Regions from separate parts of the Homo sapiens genome. Here region 1 is linked to region 2. A link is a loop called in an ENCODE intact Hi-C map of the cell type or tissue named here. Cell type or tissue: A673. All regions are shown on one strand. Links, peaks and the distances in the headings refer to the core of each region. The heading gives the core; the rest is flanking DNA.

The links. Hi-C counts contacts between places; a loop is a spot of excess contacts. Peaks named below come from ENCODE experiments on the same cell type or tissue, not always from the same donor. Only the 100,000 strongest peaks of a DNase experiment are listed, where the experiment ranks them.
Region 1: it touches region 2 in a loop (5-fold over the local background); 3 of 110 quality-filtered maps call a loop at or near these places.

What each region holds. Positions count from the first base shown.
Region 1 is chr2:201,171,189-201,181,556 of GRCh38, reverse strand. CFLAR (CASP8 and FADD like apoptosis regulator) reads right to left here. Exons shown (of 10, transcript NM_003879.7): 10 at 4,870-10,368. Among named protein-coding and RNA genes, the nearest start is that of CASP10, 6.8 kb to the left of the region's middle. In A673, for the core only: a CTCF peak has its summit at 3,976 (motif pointing right); a DNase peak (open chromatin) is centred at 4,016.
Region 2 is chr2:199,975,803-199,986,170 of GRCh38, reverse strand. The region is part of intron 2 of LOC124906112 (a long non-coding RNA gene); the gene reads left to right. Among named protein-coding and RNA genes, the nearest start is that of MAIP1, 25 kb to the right of the region's middle. RefSeq lists a silencer at 5,954-6,013 and an enhancer at 5,779-6,309. In A673, for the core only: a CTCF peak has its summit at 5,963 (motif pointing left); a DNase peak (open chromatin) is centred at 5,940.

The sequences.
Region 1 (10,368 bases), core at 894-8,893, 1.2 Mb before region 2:
GACAAGTCCTGGCCAGGCACAGTGGCTCACACCTGTAATCCCAGCACTTTGGGAGGCTGAGGTGGGCAGATTGCTTGAGGTCAGGAGTTCAAGACCAGCCTGGCCATCATGGTGAAACCACATCTCAACTAAAAACATAAAATTCGCCAGGCTTGGTGGCACATGCCTGTAATCCCAGCTACTAGGAGGCTGAGGCTGGAGAATCGCTTGAACCCGGGAGGCAGAGGTTGCAGTGAGCCAAAATCGTGCCATTGCACTCCAGCCTGGGCGACAGAGAAAGACTCTCTCAAAAAAAAAAAAAAAAAAAACCTTCTTGGGAAAGGGGGGCCGGAGCACAGCAGGCTGGGTTACTCACTACCCCAGTTCCAGGGAAGGTGGGGCCCTGACCCTAGAATGCTGCAGCAGAGTGAGGAGGGGGCCCCAACTGACCATAAAGAGTGTAGGGACCACCTTCTTTGCCTGTTCTGTTGGGACCAGGCTAGTCATTATTTGTCCCAGCCTGGGGCTCCCCCTGTGGTTTCCAATTTGCAGTTACTTTAACTTAAAATATAAATATTATTTTCTGGAAAATAACTTAAAAAGGAAGAAAGACAAGCCGTAAGTCTTGGTCTTCTATTTAGTTGTTTTATTATAAATATTAAATTTATTGGGCCATTTAGGGAGGCAACTTATTGAAACTATCACTTTCTCTCACTCTGTTCATAAAGTATATTAACTCTTTCAACTTTGATTCAATAATATTAAATATTTAGCAGGCAATTCAAAGCCCTGAATTGGGCACAATTGGAAAGCAAAGTGACCTGCTTTCCATAGTAACTATGGCGACCGGTACTACCATTTCTAAACTTCTCTGATGAACTCATAACAACTCCCAGCCTTAGCTGGCATTATTATCCACATTCAATAGATGAGGAAACCCAGATTCAGAGAGGCAAGGAATCTTGCCACCATCCCAAAGCTATGAGCAAGAATTCAGGGCTCAAACGTGGGTCTCTCTGACTCCGAACCCCTTGCTCTTGATCCCCGGGCTACCATTGCCCGAATCTCAGTATGACATCGTGTAGCATCTGTAACTGCGGGCAGGGGGTGGTGATGCCACAGTGAGGCTTCACTTTGGTGCCACAGGGGCTTTAAGAAGGGACAATCAGTCAGACATTCCTTGGAGGAGGAAGTATTTGATCTAGGTCTGGAAGGTAAAGGTAGAATAAAGACCCAGGAAGTAAAACTGTAACTTTTATCCTACTGCTCCAGGGAAACATTTGAATCAGGTTACAGAGGGGAGATGGCGTGCAGTGCAGATATTTGTACTCAGCATTTTCTACTTCCTCCTACACACAGTTACTGAGGGCATGTTGATGGTGGTAGAATAAACACGTCTTACAATCTCTTTCCTGATTGGTTGCAGTCTACTGAGTGCACGTGAAGGGCCAATCAAAACCTTCATGGCCTTTTGTAGAGGTGGATGTCAACTACTGCTTTAGTTCCACATTAGTAGGGGGTAGTGGTAGCAGTGGTTGGCTTTCCTTGACATACAATCTGTGGTCCAAGTTCCCCACCCTCTGTCTGGGTAGACTAAAGGGTAATGACTCCTGGCTGGGCACGGTGGCTCACACCTGTCATCTCAGCACTTTGTGAGGCCGAGGTGGGTGAATCACCTGAGGTCGGGAGTTTGAGACCAGCCTGACCAACATGGAGAAACCCCATCTCTACTAAAAATACAAAATTAGCCGGGCATGGTGGCACATGCCTGTAATCCCAGATACTCAGGAGGCTGAGGCAGGAGAATCACTTGAACCCGAGAGGCAGAGGTTGCAGTGAGCCGAGATCATGCCATTGCACTGCAGCCTGCATAACAAGAGCGAAACTCCATCCAAAAAAAAAGAGTAATGACTCCTAAAGGATTGGCATAAGCCATGGGGGAGGAGGAAGGGATATACTGGCTAGAGAAGAGCTCAGAGCACTGAAACCTCCACCCCAACCTATGAGGGTCCTCAGAAGGTCTTGAAGTAGCAAGTCTTCTAGATTTGACACCCCCAACCTCCAAGACCTCCTTACCCCCACTTTGCTCCATACCTTTGTTACGGGATCTTTGGGGTATCAATTTTCTGGCTGGAAACCTCTCTGACTGCAGCACCTTTGCCCGAGTTCTGGCCTGCGTCCAGGAAGAATGAGGTACACAGACAAGTGAAGGGTGAACAAGATGAAGAAGAGCTTTATTTAGTGCTAGAACAGCTCAGAGGAGGCCCACAGTGGGTAGCTCCTCTCTGTAGGCAGGTCATCTGTCCAGTGCTCAGTTCTCAGTGGAGAGGAGGCCCTGGAAAGGGTGGCTTCTCTCTGCTGGCAGGTTGTCTCTGCAGCTCTCAGTGGAGAAGGTAGCTCTTCTCTGCAGCCAGCCATCCCATTGTCTCCAGCTATCAGCAGAGAGTACTCCTCTCTGCAGCTGGTCATCCCACCACCTCTCTGCCCTCTTTGTCCTCTGGCCATCCTCTGCCCTGCTCTGGCTGAGCCCAGGGCTTTTATGGACCTCAGAGAGGAGGAAGTGGCTGCCAATTTGTCCACGGGCACCCAGAAGAGGCACCATGAGTCCCTACTACAATCCACAGGACTGGCAGCCCCACCCCCAGCCTTCAGCCCTCCCTGGCCTGAAGGAGGACCTTACTGGGGACCTGCCCCCTTCTGCCTCCCATTGCCATTCAAGGCCCCAGGACTTGGCCCCAACCCCACTTCAAGATTGGAGAAGGTGCCAGGAGTGAAGAGAGGCCAGGCAGCGGGAGCAGACACCCCCAAGCCTGCGGGATGGGGTGGGAGGGGGTCCTTCCTGGGGCCCCCAGGGTGCAGGCTGCAGAGATGCCCAGGTCCTGCACCTAGGAGGGTGGCTGCAGCCACACCCTGGTGTTGGGAACAGTCCCCCAAATCTGGCCATAAACTGACCCGAAAACTGGCCATAAACAAAATCTCTGCAGCACTGTGACATGTTCTTGATGGCCATGATGGCCACGCTGAAGGCTGTTGTTTTACCGGAATGAGGGCAAGGAACACCTGGCCCACCCAGGGCGGAAAACTGCAAAAAGGCATTCCTAAACCACAAACAATAGCATGAGTGATATGTGCCTTAAGGATATGTTCCTGCTGCAGATAACTAGCCAGAACCCATCCCTTTGTTTCGGCCCATCCCTTTGTTTCCCATAAGGGATACTTTTAATTAATCTATAATCTATAGAAACAATGCTTATCACTGGCTTGATGTCAATAAATATGTGGGTAACTCTCTGTTCGGAGCTGTCAGCTCTAAAGGCTGTCAGCCCCCTGATTTCCCACTCCACACTCTATATTTCTGTATGTGTGTCTAATTCCTCTAGCACCACTGGGTTAGGGTGTCCGTGACCAAGCTGGTCTCTGCACCCAGGAAGGCAGATCCTGCCTGCTCCCAGCCCTCCTCCAAGAGCACAGGGGGGCTCAGATCCACAGCCGCAGTCTGGGTGGCTGGGTTTGGGCAGCTGCAGCAGCACCCGAGGAGCTCCCGCTCCAACTCAGAAGGTGGGGGGCACCCACCAGCTCCGTGGAGTGTGCACCCAGAGCCATGCCTCCCTGCTGCAGCCAGCATGATGGCAGCAGCCACTGCCATCGCCTTTATCCACACATTCCAGACCTTCCCAGACCTGTCATATGTGGTATATGGCATGAAACTAAGGTCTGAAGGAGTAGACTTTTTCTGTTAAAGACCCCATCAGAGATTTCCAGATAGTCAACAGGAAAGAGACGATAGCTAGACAAGTAAAATGCAACCAGGCCCGGGCAGTGTGGTGCTGTCTCCTATAGTACCAGCTATTGAGGAGGCTGAGGTAGGAAGATCACTTGAGCCTAGGAGTTGGAGACCAGCCTGGGCAACATAGAAAGATCCCATCTCCAAAGAAAAAAAGTGACCCATTTTGTGTTTGCTATGCCACATAATAGAAGAACAGAGCAGCTAGGAAATTCTGGGGTGGCAAAACCTCAAAGTTCCGCAAGATGGCAGTAGTTCCTAAAAGTTAAATTAGCAATAGTTTGTCTAGGGAACTAGGTGGACGTGGTTAAATTGAGTAATGTAGGCTGGGTGTGGTGGCTCATGCCTGTAATCCCAGCACTTTGGGAGGCTGATGCAGGCGGATCACCTGAGGTTAGGAGTTTGAGACCAGCCTGGCCAAATGATGAAACCCTGTCTCTACTGAAAATACAAAAAAATTAGCCGGGCATGGTGGTGGGCGCCTGTAATCCAGGAGGCTGAGGTAGGAGAATCTCTTGAACCTGGGAGGCGGAGGTTGCAGTGGGCCGAGATCATGCCATTGCACTCCAGCCTGGGCAACAAGAGTGAAACTCTGTCTCAAAAAAAAAAAAAAAAAGAAAAAGAAAAATTGAGTAATGTGTACAATATATATTTATATATATTTATAAATATATTTAAATTTAAAATATATTATATAAATATATTATAAAAATAATTTTATATAACAGATTGTATAGTATATAAATTTAAAATACATATTTTATATATCAATAAATTTAAAATGTTGTATATAAGAAACCACTATATATGTTTATATGGATTTTCTTGAGACAGGGTCTTGCTCTGTCACACAGGCTGGAGTGCAGTGGCAAGATCATAGTTCACTGCAGCCTCAACCTCCAGGGCTCAAGTGATCCTCCCACCTCAACCTCCAGAGTAGCCGGAACTAAAGGCATGTCCCACCATGCCCAGCAAATTTTTAAAAATGTTTTTGTAGAAACTGGCTCTCACTTCATTGCCCAGCCTGATCTCGAGCTCCTGGGCTCAAGCAATCCTCCCACGTCAACCTCCCAAAGTGCTGGGATTACAGGCATGAGCCACGGCACTTGGTCTGAGTAAAACAGTTTTAATGCTGCTCAAAAAAGGTAAGATAAACGCAGAAAGGCCTTTCACTTCAAGGTTAGTTTGTTGTTTCTAGGGCAAAAAACAGTGAGAAACTGCTAGTATTTGACATAATTTTTCAGAAGGAAGCATATGACTTAGCCACATCTATAAAAATTCACAATGAGGCAAGTGACAAGAAATGTCACCATATCAAAGTATACAAAGAAGGGGTTTGTTACAATGGGTACATTCAGGTCTGAGCAAGGCAGGAGAGGGCTCCCCCGACACACACCAAGAGTGTTGGGCAACCATCAGGTGATGGTCAGGCGGTTGTTAAATGTTTCTGTAAAGTAATAATTGGTCACAGGTGGTGCCAGGGACAGGCAGCTCCCCCGCCCGCCCCCCCCCCCCGCAATAGAAAACACCTGAGACTGATCATCAGCTTCTCAAAAAGATCTCAGGAGTGGGGAAAAGTAACACAAGATCCCGGAAGTATGCCAGCATATAAAACCCCAAGTCAAGAGGGCAAGCCCTGCACCTGGTTTCTCAGGTCACCTGCTTGGCCCTCTTCCAAGTTATACTTTCCTTCTTTTCTTTCCTTTCCTTACTGTTCTAAAGCTTAATAAACTTTCTTGGCTCACTGCAACCTCCGCCTCCCAGGTTCAACTGATTCGCCTGCCTCAGCCTCCCGAGTAGCTGGGATTAGAGGCATGGACCACCATGCCCAGCTGATTTTTCTATTTTTAGTAGAGACGAGGTTTCATCATCATGATGGCCAGGCTGGTCTCGAACTACTGACCTCAAGTAATCCACCTGCCTCAGCCTCCCAAAATGCTGGGATTACAGGCATGAGCCACTGTGCCCAGCCTAAAGCGTAATAAACTTTCACTGTTGCTCTGAAACTTGCCTCGGTCCCTCCTTCTGCCTTATGCCCCTCAGTCAAATTCTTTCTTCTGAGGAGGAAAGAATTGAGGTTGCTGCAGATTTACCACCAGTAACTTGGATACCGTCCACCAGTAACAACTTCCGTTAAGATGGCAATACACCTCAAATTTATTTTTATTTTGAGACAGGGTCTCACTCTGTTCCCCAGGCTGGAGTACAGTGGCACAATCTCAGCTCACTGAAACCTCCACCTCCCGGGCTCAAGTGATCCTCCCACCTCAGCCTTCCGAGTAGCTGGTACTACAGGCGCATGCTACCATACCCAGCTAATTTTTGTATTTTTAGTAGAGACAGGGTTTTGCCGTGTTGCCCAAGGTGGCCTCAAATTCCTTGGCTCAAGCGATCCACCATCCTCAGCCTCCCAAAGTCCTGGGATTACAGGCATGAGCCACTGCGCCCAGCCAAACTTATCTTTGTATGTTTGTTATAGGCAAAAGTACCCCAAGGTTAAGGCTCAGCCCAAGAGGTCAAGTGGGTTCAGGAAAGAATTCAAGAGCATGCTGACAGAATAAAGTGAAAGCAAGTTCATTAAGAAAGTAAAGGAATAAAAGAATGGCTACCCCATAGGAAGAGTAGCCCTGATGGGCTGCTGACTGGCTATATTTATGGTTGCTTCTTGACTATACGCTAAACAAGAGGTGGCTTATTCATGAGTTTTCCAGGAAAGAAGTGGGGAGGTCTGGACCTTTTAGACCATACAGGGTAACTTCTGAAAGTTGCTATGGCAGTTGTAAACTATCATGGTGCTGTAGAAGTTTCTTTTAGCGTGCTAATGTATTATAATTACCATAGAATGGGCAGCAAAGGTAACCAGAGGTCTCTTCTGTCACCATCATGGTTTTGGCTGGTTTGGGTTGGCCTTTCTACCACATCCTGTCTTATCAGCAGGGTCTTACAGGGTCTTGTGGTCTTGGGAAACCAGTCCTGCCAAACTCCTCTCATTCAGTGTAATCACTATCAAAATTCCAGAGGCCCTTTTTACATAAATTTGCAAGTGAATCCTAACAGTTATATGAAAATTTAGGGAAAGGTAAACCCAATACAGCCCTAACAATTTTGAAAAAGAACAGGCCAGTTGCAGTGGCTCACCCCTCAGCACTTTGGGAGGTGGAGGTGGGAGGATTGTTTGAGGCCAGGAGTTTGAGACCAGCCTGGGCAACATAGCAAGGCCTCATCTCTACAAAAGAAAAAAGAAGAACAACAACAACAACAAAGTTAGAGGACTACATTTCTGGATTCCAAAACTTACTACGAAGTTACAATAATCAAGACAGTGTGGTACTACCATAAGATAGAGCAACAGAATTGAGTCCAGAAATAAACCCTTATAGTTAGTTGATTTGTGATAAGTATAAAATAATTCTATAGGGAAAAAATAGTATTTTCAATAAGTAATGCTAAGACAAGTGAACATTTATGTGCAAAAGAATGAGGCTGGATGCTTATCTCGCACTGCATACACAAAAATAACTCAAAATGGGTCAAAGAGCTAAAATCATAAAACTTTAGAAGAAAACATAGGGGTAACACCTCATAGGCAATTGATTTAGACAATGGTTTTTTAGGTATGACACCAAAAGCATAAGCAATAACATAAAAAACAGAAATCAAGTGAACTTCATCAAAATTTAAAACTTGTACTGTATAGTATCCAGAAAGTGAGAAGACAATCCATGGAATGGGAGAATATATTCACAAAGATTGTACCTGATAAGAAACTAGTATCCAGAATATTAAAAAGAATGCTTACAACTCAACAATAAAAAGACAACCCACCGGGTGTGGTGGCTCACGCCTGTAATCCTAGCATTTTGGGAGGCCGAGGCAGGCAGATCACCTGAGTTCAGGAGTTCAAGACCAGCCTGGCCAACATGGCGAAACCCTGTCTCTACTAAAAATACAAAAATTAGCCAGGCGTGATGGTGGGTGCCTGTAATCCCAGTTACTAGGGAGGCCGAGGCAGGAGAGTCGCTTGAACTCAGGAGGTGGAGGTTGCAGTGAGCCGAGATTGCACCACTGCACTCCAACCTGGGCGACAGAGTGAGATTCCATCTCAGAAAAATAAAATAAAATAACGCAGTTTTAAAATGAGAAAGGACTTGAGGCCAGGCACAGTAGCTAATGTCTGTAATGCCAGCACTTTGGGAAGCCAAGGCAGTCAGATCACCTGAGGCCAGGAGTTCGAGACCAGCCTGGCCAACATGGTGAAACCCTGTCTTTACTAAAAATACAAAAATTGGCTGGGCGCGGTGGCTCACGCCTGTAATCCCAGCACTTTGGGAGGCCAAGGCAGGCGGATCACGAGGTCAGGAGATAGAGACCATCCTGGCTAACACGGTGAAACCCTGTCTCTACTAAAAATACAAAAAATTAGCCGGGCGTGGTGGAGGGCGGCTGTAGTCCCAGATACTTGGGAGGCTGAGGCAGGAGAATGGCATGAACCCAGGAGGCGGAGCTTGCAGTGAGCTGAGATTGCACCACTGCACTCCAGCCTGGGCCACAGAGCGAGACTCCGTCTCAAAAAACAATACAAAAATTAGTTGGGCATGGTGGCGAGCTCCTGTAAACCCAGCTACTCCCAACTACTAGGGAGGCTGAGGCAGGAGAATGGCTTGAACCCAGAAGGCAGAGGTTACAGTGAATCAAGATAACGCCACTGCACTCCACCCTGGGCGACAGAGTGAGACTCCGTCTCAAAAACAAAAAAATAAAAAAAACCTCATACACTGCTGGTGGGAATATAAAATGATGCTACTACTTTGAAAAGCAGTTTGGCAGTTCCTCAAAAGGCTAAACATAGAGTTACTATATGATGAGCACTCTCACTTCTAAGGTATATGCCCAGAAGAACTGAAAACATATATCCATATAAAAATTCATATACGAATATTCATAGCAGCATCATCCATAATAGCAAAAAAGTGGAAACAGTCTAAATTTCGATCAACTGATGAATAAACTAAATGCGGTATATCCACACAATAGGGTATTATTCAGCCATAAAATGTAATGAAGCACTGGTACACTCTATAGCATAGATGAACCTTGAAACATGCTAAGTGAAGGAAGTCAGACACGAAAGGCCACATGTTTATTTTTATAAAATATCTAGAACAGGCAAATCATAGAGACAGAAAATGGATTATTGTTTCTAGAGGCTGGGGGAAGAGGAGGATTAGAGTGGCAGCTCACTGGTATGGAGTTTCTAGGTAGATGGAAATGTTCTGGAATTAGATAGTGGTGATGATTGCACAACTCTGTAAATATACTAAAATCCACTGCATCATTTACTTTAAAGGGGCAAATTTTATGGCTTGTGAATTACATTTCAATAAAAAGAAGATGAGGAAACCTAGGATATGTCACAATCCCATGCCACAAACTACTTACACTTCCAATATAAAAACTATATCAACAATAGTTTACATCACGTTCATTGCTTGCTAAAGTAAGGTCATGAATGTATCAAAATATTTTATAAAAGTTAAAATTTAGGAGATCCATCATTTCTCTTTTCAATCCATCACTGATTCATTCAATATATATTTATGTGTATGCCAGGCTCTTCATCAGGTAAAGTGTTTAGGAGAGATATAAAGATAAAACTGATGAGAATTCTGCACTTGAGCTACAGCATACTTTCCAAGAATTACAGCATGAGATATAAAATGAAAAGAAGGCTTGGAGGAGATTCACACGAAATAGTACTGTTCAGGAGAGGGGGCGATAATTCCAATGGAAGAGATAACTGACTTCATGGAGGATAGAAGGAGATGGTATTTGAACTGCCCTTGAAGTATGGTTATATTTTGGGGATGTGGAGATGTGGGGTAGGGTGATATGCTGGGGTTCCAGATGGTCCAGAAATATACAATCACCAGAACCAAAGATCCAGAGGTAGGAGATATGAGCTGTTCAATTTGGCTGAGCTAACAGTGTTTGGAGTGGGATCTTGAAGAAGCTGAAAATGAAGATACCAACTAGACAGTCAGAGAAAGACTTCCAATGTTTGACTGAACTGCAATTTTATTGTGTATGCATTGAAGAATCTTTTTTTTTTTTTTTGTATTCTCTAAAGATTTTTAAAATATTTTAAGTTCTGGATACAAGTGCAGGATGTGCGGGTTTGTTACATAGGTAAACGTGTCCCATGGTGGTTTGCTGCACCTATCAACCTATCACCTAGGTATTAAGCCCCACATGCATTAGCTAGTTATCCTGATGCTCTCCCCGCTACGGCCCCTGCATCAGGCCCCAGTGTGTGTTGATCTCATCCCTGTGTCCGTGTGTTCTCATTGTTCAGCTTCCGCTTACAAGTGAGAACATGTGGTGTTTGGTTTCCTGCTCCTCTGTTAGTTTGCTGAGGATAATGGCTTCCAGCTTCATCCATGTCCCTGCAAAGGACATGATCTCATTCCTTTTTTAAAAAAAAAAACAAAATTATTTCCATAGGTGTTTGGGGAACAGGTGGTATCTGGTTACATGCGTAAGTAATTAAGTGGTTACTTGTGAGATTCTGGTGCACCCATCACCTGAGCAGTATACACTGAACCCAA
Region 2 (10,368 bases), core at 1,448-9,447:
AAATACAGCACTTCGATTATTTTATCAGTGAGAATTAGAATTCAATATAAAGAATTTTTAGCTAGAGATTAAAGAATTGACAAGGCAAAAAAGGGGCCACTGAAATGTAGCAGAAATAATAACTGCAGAAAGTAGTCACCACTTCAGGCTGGGGAACAAAGGGAGAAGGTTGGGCTTGTTAGGATCTCAGAGGACAGATTCTGATCTTTGAAAAGCGGGTGTCCGCAGAGGCTGGGAAAACTGCACACTGGAATCAACTGCCTTTGCTGGGGTGAAGGGCTATGGCTGGGAAACCCTAACAGGAACAGGAAGCAACTGGTTCTTTCTCTTCCTTCCACCATGCTGTCTCCCCTTGGCGCCCTCTAATGGAGACAAATGGCTGAGCTTCCTTCTAAGTCCCACGGGCATGTGTGTGGCTTATTGATGAACCTCCCAATTAAGCTGTGCTGCAAACTCTACCGATCTAGGTGGATGACATTAACAAGTTAGCTCTATCATAGTCATAGGAGTCAGAAGTAGCCCTAAAGAAGTTAGAAATGAACCTGGCGCTTATGTATATAACTAGGTACGTTGGTTTGGTATAGAATACACACAAGACCCCAATTTTTTTTTATTCTATTTGTGGCCCTCTCCACTAATTAACTGGACAATTCTATAGAAACCACATAATGTCTTTCAAAATAACCATAGTAAGAATTAATTCCAGTATAGCACTTAACGATGTGACAGACACTAAGTGTTTTATGTATGTTAACTAATTTAATCCTTGTGACAACTCTACAAGGAGCAGGACTGTTAAGTAACTCATCCAAGGTCACTAATAGTAAGGGGCAGTCCAGGAAGTGGGCCCGACCATCTGATATAGAGATTATCTCTTTATTATCAAGCTTTGCTGCCTCTCACTTACATTGGGCTTATCATATGCCAGGTATGGCTCTACTCCCTTAAAATATAGAACAATCCTCTAAGGTAGGAACCATCATCCCCATTTTACAGATGAGGAAAACAAAGCCTGAAGGGCTATGAAACCCTCTGGCCTCCATTTCTCTGGCTGTTAAGTAAGGAGGCTGGACCAGCAGAAGTAAAAAGCTGGTTCTGTAAGACACTAGGAAAGAGCCCAAGTGTCCTGGCTCAAACACAACTAGAAAGAAAGACTCCCTTTATGTCTTTATAGACCCCCTGACCTCAGAGGATTGATGATAAAACAGTCTTGTATATGAGTACTAAAATTGCCAACTCAACAGAGGTTTTTATTCCCCGCTGTCTATTCTCCTGCCAGGAATTAGATGGGAAATAAAAAAAAGGGAATTAACAGCTTTAAAAAAAATCATTTAGGAAAATCTGTTTCTTGCTGTTGGCAAGTAGCTCTCTGGTCATAGCCGCATCTGAGTATATTCAGACTCCCTTAACATTAAACGGGAGTGTGGGGGTGAGGGATAACACACCCTTTTTATTGCTTTGCTTTTTCCCATTTTTATTTTCTGCTTGACTTTAATAGTTTCAGTCTAACACCAGCCTTTGAAATGGGTTAGTATTGTCACAGTGGAAAGGCCCAGAGCCCAGGGAAGCTGAAGACCTTGCCTGAGGACACCCACCTGGTGAGAACTGAGCTGGGATTTGAACTTGTGATTTTTACCTAAAGTGACAGTATCAGGACTGCCAAGACAAAAATTGATCTTGTGTTAGAAATTCTGTTTTTTAAATAAAAACTTTCCTATCACTGTGTAAGCTTATAACTCTTGACAAGCCAAGGATAGGGACATTGTTAAACTGCCAGCCCCTCAGCCAAGTGAGCTGACATCATTGCATCCCTGACAGACTCATGATAGCAAGTCACAGGCCATCCACGCACCATGCTGATGCCATTTGAGGTCCATAAGTGTTTAACATCCCCAGGACCTACACACCACGTGAGGGAACGGGCATGTGGAATATGGCAGTACCTGCAAGAGCCACAGGAATGGAGTGATTTTATAAGGATGGACACCTGTTTTCTTCGAAATGTTCCTATGCAGCGGGGGAAGAAAGTCCTCCTGGGCAAAAGCAAGTCCTCTCTGTTCTCCACCAACAAATAACTTTACCACACTTTTATAATGCCATTTTGGGCTTATAAAAATGTTCCTAATATAATCTGCTGGGAAATTGATGGCTTATGGCAATGACAAGAAGCCTGCCTCAGAGAATGATCTTAATTCATCATTTTGAACATCTGTAGAACCCCCTAAATTAGCCTGGAGAGGAATGAAAGTGAAGGGAGGAGAGCAAACCTTCCCAGGGAATGGGACTGGTATGATGCAGATTCCTGCTAATTTTCTCTAAGAGTTGTTAAGCAGAAACAGCAGAGAGAGCTGCTCCTATTTCAACCCTTCCCTTCTTCAGATATGCCAGAAGGTCTTAGGGAATTCTACACTCCTCTACAACACAGCTACCAACGGTATTATTCAATACCTCCTCAAATTTGAATATGAATTACTTTAATCAACAAAGTCAACAGTTAATTGAATCCAGCACTGTTGAAGGGAGATTGGAAGGAGATGGGGTTACTTAGATCAGGGTTACAATCCCACAGCCCTCACTGGATATGCAAATCTTTGCAGGTATTACACATTTTGTCTGGGTTTCTTCATTGAACAAACAGGGGTAATAATGCCCATCTTATTGGCTGATGAAACTATTAGCCATGATGCTTGGCAGTGCAATTTACAACATCTGGATAAAATTTTAGTGTATTCAGAATTATGTTGACTGACTAAATTTTAGTGCATCTAGGAGGCATGGCTATTGGTTTCCTATGGATGTCTTAACAAAGTACCACAAACGTAAAACAATAAAAGTTCTAAAGCAACAGGAACTTTTTCTCTCATAGTTCTGGAGGCCGGAAGTCTGAAATCAAAGTATCAGCACGGCCATGTTCCCCCTAAAGGATCTAAGGAAGAATCCTTCTTTGTCTGTTACAAGGAGGCTCCAGGCACTCCTTGGCTTATGGGTGCTTAACGCCAATCTCTGCCTCTGTCTTCACATGGTCTTCTCTCTGTGTCTCTGTGCTCTATCCTCTTCTTAAAACATCACCAGTCATTGGATTTAGGGCCCACCCTACTCCACAGTGATTTCTTCTTGATCCTTAAGTAATTACTTCTGCAAAGGCCCAAATAAGGTCAAATTCTGAGTTGCCAGGTGAACATGAATCTTGGCAGACACCATCAACCCACAAGAGCTGATTAAAGGGGTTAATGAGAAGGTGCAGTTGAAGTGCCACACATATTACCTGCACATTAGGGGTTTTTAATAAATAAAGGGAGTGGCTTTTGTTTTGTTATTATTGCTGCTGCAGGGATCATGATTGTTTTTCCAGGGAATGGAAGGAAAAGGTTGGATTTGGGAGTGGAAAGGCAGGCCTGAGGAGTAGATGAGGAGGGAGCAGCATAAAGACCCAGCGGAGAGAAAGGAGGAGCCTGAGAGAGGGGGGGAAGAAAGGGCTAAGGGGACAGTCCTTGCCTGGGCTTGCCCGGCTCCTGTGCCCTCAGATGCCAAGGCCTGGATAAGCAAGCAGGGTTGGTCAGGAAACCTGGACACCTCACCCTGGCGCAGTCTGGCACAGTCTGGTCCTGTCCCCATAGGGTGGTCCCACTTCCCTAAGAGAAAAGAAATAGGAATATGCAGAAAGAAACTATGTGTAAGTTTCCAATTCTTCCTCTCTGTCTATAGATATTTCAGAGTTTTTCTTGAGGGAGTGGGAGAAGAGTAGATTCTAGAAGGAACACTCTCAGAATGCTAGACCTTCTTGCTGAAAAGCAATAAATCTCAGTGCTGAGCCTGCACAGAAACTCCTAGGCTTTCAGAAGATTCCCGAGCCCTGGAAGTCAATCAAGCATAACAAAAATTGTAAAAGCAGCTGGAAACGCTGGGCCTCTCCTTCCCAAGGCCAGGATGACAGGCATCCTGGATGTGCTAAAATTTAGTCAGTCAACATAATTCTGAATACACCAAAATTCTACCCTGATGTTGTAAATTGCACACTGCCAAGCATCATGGCTAATAGCTTTTGAAAATTTTTTATTTTTTGATTTCAGTAGGTTTGGGGGGAACAGGGAGTATTTGGTTCCATGAATAAATTCTTTAGTGGTGATTTCTGAGCTTTTGGTGCACCCATCACCCCAGCAGTGTACACTGTATCCAGTGTGTAGTCTTTTATTCTTCACCATCCCTCATCCTTTCCCCAGAGTCCCCGAAGTCCAAGGTATCATTCTTATGCCTTTGAGTCCTCATAGCTTAGCTCCCACATATGAGTGAGAACATAACGATGTTTGGTTTTCCATTCCTGAGTTACTTCACTTAGAATATTAGTCTCCAGTTCCATCCAGGTTGCTGCAAATGCCATTATTTCATTCCTTTTTATGGCTGAGTAGTATTCCATCATATATATATGTGTTGATATTTACTCGTTGATATATATGTGTGTGTGTATATATATATATATGTACATATATATATATCAACGAGTACATAAAGACACTCTGGTATATACCAGAGTGTCTTTATGTACTCGTTGATTGATGGGCACTTGGGCTGGTTCCATATTTTGCAATTGCAAATTGTACTGCTGTAAACGTGTGTGCAAGTATCTTTTTATATAATGACTTATTTTCCTCTGGGTAGATACCTAGTAGTGGGATTGCTGAATTAAACGGTAGATCCACTTTTAGTTCTTCACAGAATCTCCACACTGTTTTCCATGGTGGTTGTACTAGTTTACAATCCCACCAACAGTGTAAAACTGTTCCCTTTTCACCACATCCATGCTAACATCTATTATTTTTTAATTATGGCCATTCTTGCAGAAGTAAAGTGGTATCACATTGTAGTTTCAATTTACATTTCCCTGATAATTAGTGATGTTGAGCATTTTTCCATATGCTTGCCAGCCATTTGTGTATCTTCTTTTGAGAATTGTCTATTTATGTCTTTATCCCACTTTTTGATGGGATTGTTTGGCTTTTTACTTGCTGATTTGTTTGAATTATTTGTAGATTCTGGATACTAGTCCTTTGTCAGATATATAGATTGTGAGTATTTTCTCCCACTCTGTGGGTTGTCTGTGAACTCTGCTGATTATTTATTTTGCTGTGCGGAAGGCTTTTTGCTTAATTAAGTTCCACTTATCTTTGTTTTTGTTACATTTGCTTTTGGGCTCTTGGTTGTGAAGTCTTTGTCTAAGCCAAAGTCTACGAGGGGTTAATAGTTTTAATATAAGTGTGGGACATGTTTATGTCACTGGAAAAGATGGAAGGGCAAGAATTGAGTCATGACTAAAATTATTGAGCACAAAGATTCCCTTTAAGACTGACTTCTTTTCTCCAGTCCTATTGGCCTCTCAGCCAGGTGTTAATTTTTTTTTTTTTTTTGGTACCATGAGCCCTTTTGCCAGTCTGGGGAAATCCATGGGCTCCTTCTCAAAATAATGTCTTAAACTTAATAAAACTAAATACATAAGATTACAAGGCAAACCAATGATATCAAAAGACAGTTATTAAAATATCAACAACAAAAACAAATTTGTGATATAATTCTGTATGTGCTTTTTTATTAATACATTAAATGACAAGATCCAGCAGTAGTCCTATAGCTACTGTAATTTTGAAGTCATGAGATGTAAATGGTATTTCAAGATATCTGCAACAACCGTAGTGGAATCTGTAAATATCTGTAATTTGTTGCCTATATTCATAATTGAAGAAAATGCTAAATTTCAGTTGGAGCTTAGTGAAAATAAACATATAGCGTTTTTCCCATCCAAGTTCACAGAATTTTATCCATGGAGATTTGTGCGCACCAAATTTAGAACCCCTGCTCTAAGCAAACTTTTCAAAGGCATCCAATTTTTGATGGGGCTCTACCAGCTAGCCTGAGCACCAACAGATTTATGTTTGCAAAGGACGCCCCCTGCAGGCCAAAAGGCTTGGGCTATTCACCCGAAAATTCATTTAATTTGCCGTGTTAGAAAACAATAGGTCAGGCAATTAATTCACTGACTCACATCAAGAAATGGAGAAAGGAAGACTACTTGTCAGCGAGGCCCAGGGGCATCTAATCAGCATAGATTTAAAAGCCCCTTTTGGCTTAACGGGAAAGTGCTGATGACTTGTGCTGTTGGTTATTAGCACAGGAGAACAAGATTGCTAACCCGGCAGGCTATTGCTAAGGGGGCTGCTTCCCCTGCTTCTGGTCAACAGCAGGGCGGCTCCGCAGATTGCTGAAAGGTTAGATTTCCCAATGCGCTGTCTGACCAAGGTCTTTAGGATCTGCTTTCAGTGCTTGGAGCTTGGAGCCAAGAGGAAAGGAAGGAGAGAGGAAATGAATTCAGAACTTACTATGTGCCAGAAACCTGCTATTTTCGCTTAGGCTATTGCACTGAGTTCCTAAAGCAACTCTACATGGAATTTATTATTATTGTTACTACTATTTACAGAGGTAACTGAGGCTCAGAGAGGAAAGTCGTCACTTGCCCATGGTCACTCTGAGCAAACAACTGTGTGGGTTTGAGTGGGTAGGGAGCCCATTTGCTGTCCAGTCTCTGCCACCAGGGACACGGCAGTGAGAATCCCACAGCACTGCCCACTCCTGTTAGCATAGAGTTCTGGAGCCTGGTTTGAATTCCGGACTTCCCCACTTACTAACGGTGTGAACTTAAGCAAGTAATCATGTGCCTCAGTTTCCCAATCTGTAAAATGAGGATAATAGTAAAGACTAAATGTTTACTATTATTTTACTAAAGTTACTATTACTTTATTAAATAGTAAATACTAAATGTTAAGCCTGTAGAACAGTGCTCAATACCTGTAGGCATTCAACAAATGATAGCTATTACTACTCTAAGACAATGTTGTCTCCTGACAACCATAGCAGCTACACAGCAGCTAACAGCCTAAACCAGTACCTCTCAACCACATGCAATTTTGTCTCCTAGGGAACTTTGACAGTATCTGGAGACATTTTGGTTGTCACCACCAAAAATGCATCTAATGAATAGAGGCCAGAGATATTGTAAAACATCCTAGAATGCACAGCATAGCCTCCCCACAGTGAAGGTTTGTGTGGTCCCAAATGTCAGTAATCCAAGACAGAGAAAGCCTGCCCAAAACTGAACACCAGTGAAGTAGAGACTATTTTGCCAGACATAAGGAGGTGCTAAATTGAAACTCTAATTGAGGAGAAGGTGCAGACAATAAAAAATAAAAAATGAACTATTAGATGATAATAAATGCTGTAGTAAAATAAAACAGGGTGGCAGGAGAGAGTAATGGATGTGGTTGCTTTGGATGGAATGGTCAGGAAAGCCTTCTTAGAGGAGGTGGCATTTAAACTATAACCTGACTGTCAGAAAGTGATCAGCCATTGAAGATCTGAGCAAAGAGCACAGCTGGCAGAGGGAGCAGTTCCTGCAAAAGTGTCAGGGGAAGGGCAACTTTGATATGACTGAGGAACAGAAAGAATAGGAAATTAGAGTAGTGGGAGGGAGGGAGAGAGTCAAATAAAATTCCAATAAGGCCCCAAAGAATGGCTTCCTTTGGACGAGGCTACTTCTTGGTGTATTCCCTCAGGAAAAAAAAATGTCTCAAAGTAATTGACTATAACTAAAATATGTGATTTTTTAAATGTGGTATAATTTTACATTGGTTTTAAAGTTGTTTACTTTTTGTTTCTGTTTTGCTTTAAGGAGTAATAACAAGAAGTCTCTTTCCCAGCACTGAGTTAGTTAATATGGTCAATTATTGATTTGCTTACTTCTGGTTTGAGATAAAACCACATTATGTCTTTCTTTTCTCTGCAGTATAGGGGATTATTCAGATGTGGTATCATAAGAAAGGAGACAGAGCAGTTTCATTTTGCACTGTTGAAGCATTTCAGCTGCCCTGAGTCAGATGTAAGACTGCAATGCACATTTTGAAAACCAGTAATGCCAGGATGGGGGTGGTGGGAAGGGCAGGCAGGGTGTTCTCTTAAACCCATGAACTTTGTCCATAGCCACTCTGCACTTAAAAAGTCAGAAGCTAGGGGATGAGTCATAAAAGGAAATCACCATCTAATTCTTGCACTGGTCTTGGTGAATTTCTTTACATGAAGGTAAAAAGTACCACAGGATTCTTTGCCTACATCTCATCTAAGGTATTACTAGTGAGAGAGTAGAATAATAGTCACAGGATAACCATGACTACATCTCACATAAAAGTGAGCCAGAGTTGCAATTTACTAAGCAAGTAAATTTTGATAGAATGTCCAATAAACTGATAGGTTTATAATAGGGAAGGAAGCGGGGAGGAGGTTACTTTTGAAGATGGGATAAACTGTATCCAGGGTCCTCTAGACAGGAACCTGTATGTGGTATAAACAACACGATGTGAGGGTCAGAGATCTGGACCTATCATTTGGAGCAACCCTTCAATGGCTCTAAAATCAAAAAGTTTTCTCTGGGTGCTCTACTTCATTTAAGTTTTTTAAATTACCCGGGAACAGACACATAGAGCAGTGAAACAGAATAGAGAACCCAGAGGTACGTCCACACATCTACAGTGAACTCATTTTTTGACAAAGGTGCCACGAACATACATTGAAGAAATGATAATTTCTTCAATAAATGGTGCTGGGAAAGGAGATACCCATATGCAAAAGAGTGAAACCAGACCCCTATCTCTTGCCACATACAAAAATCAAATCAAAATCAACTAAAGACTTAAACCCAAGACCTCAAACTATGAAACTACTACAATAAAACATTGGGGAAGCTCTCCAGGATATTGGTCTGGGCAATGATTTCTTATGTAATACCCCACAAGCACAGACAACCAAAGCAAACATGGACAAATGGGATCATTTCAAGTTAAATAACTTTTGCACAGCAAAGGATACAATCAACAAAGCAAAGAACAACCCACAGAATGGGAGAAAATGTCTGCAAACTACCTATCTAACAAGGAATTAATAACCAGAATATATTATATAAGGAGCCCAAACAACTCTGTAGGAAAAAAAAAAAACTAATAATCTGATTAAAAATGGGCAAAAGACCTGAATAGACATTTCTCAAAAGAAGACACACAAATGGCCAACAGGCATATGAAAAGGTGCTCAACATCATTAATCATCAGAGAAATGCAAATCAAAACTACAATTAGATACCATCTCACCCCAGTTAAAATGGCGTTTATCCAAAAGTCAGGCAATAACAAATGCTAGCAAGGATGTGGAGAAAAGAGAAGCCTTATACACTGTTGGTGGGACTGTATATTAGTACAACCACTATGGAGAACAGTTTGGAAGTTTTTCAAAAAACTAAAAATCCTACCATAGGATCCAGCAATCCCACCCATAGGTATATACCCAAAAGAAAGGAAATCAGTATATCAAAGAGATATCTACCCTTCCATATTTATTGCAGCAGTATTCACAATAGCCAAGATTTGGAAGCAACCTGTATCCACCAGCAGATGAACAGATAAAGAAAATATGGTACATATATACAATGGAGTACTATTCAGCCATAAAAAAGAATGAGATCCTGTCATTGGTAACAAGATGGATGGAACTAGAGGTCATTATGTTAAGTGAAATAAGCCAGGCACAGAGAAGTAAGTTTTGCATGTTCTCACTTATTTGTGGGAGCTAAAAATTAAAATAATTGAACTCATGGAGATAGAGAGTAGAAGGATGGTTACCAGAGTCTATGAAGGCAGAGATAGGAAAGTGGGGATGTGATAGGAAAGTGGGGATGGTTGGTGGGCACAAAAAAAATAGTTAGAAAGAATGAATAAGATCTAGTATTTGCTAGCACAACAAAATGACTAAAGTAAAAAATAATTTAATTGTACATTTTGAAAACACTAAAGGAGTATAATTGGATTATTTGTAACACAAAGGATAAATGCTTGAGATGATTGATACCTCATTTACCCTGATGTGATTATTATGCATTGCATGCCTGTGTCAAAATGTCTCATGTAATCCATATATTCACCTGCTATGTACCCACAAAAATTAAAAATAAATTAAAAACTTTATGTAAGAATTAGCTTAGCAAGGCCAGGCATGTTGGCTCACACCTGTAATCCCAGCATTTTGGGAGGCCAAGGTGGGTGAATTGCTTCAGTCCAGGAGTTACAGATTAGCCTGGGCAAAATGGTGAAATCCCATCTCTACAAAACAAAACAAAACAAAATGCAAACAATTAGCCAGGTGTGGTGGTGTGTGCCTGTAGTCCCAGCTACTCAGGAGGCTGAGGTGGGAGGATCACCTGAGCCTGGGAGATCACCTGAGCCTTGGTGAGCTGTGATTGCACCACTGTACTCCAGCCTCGGTGACAGAGTGAGACCCTAT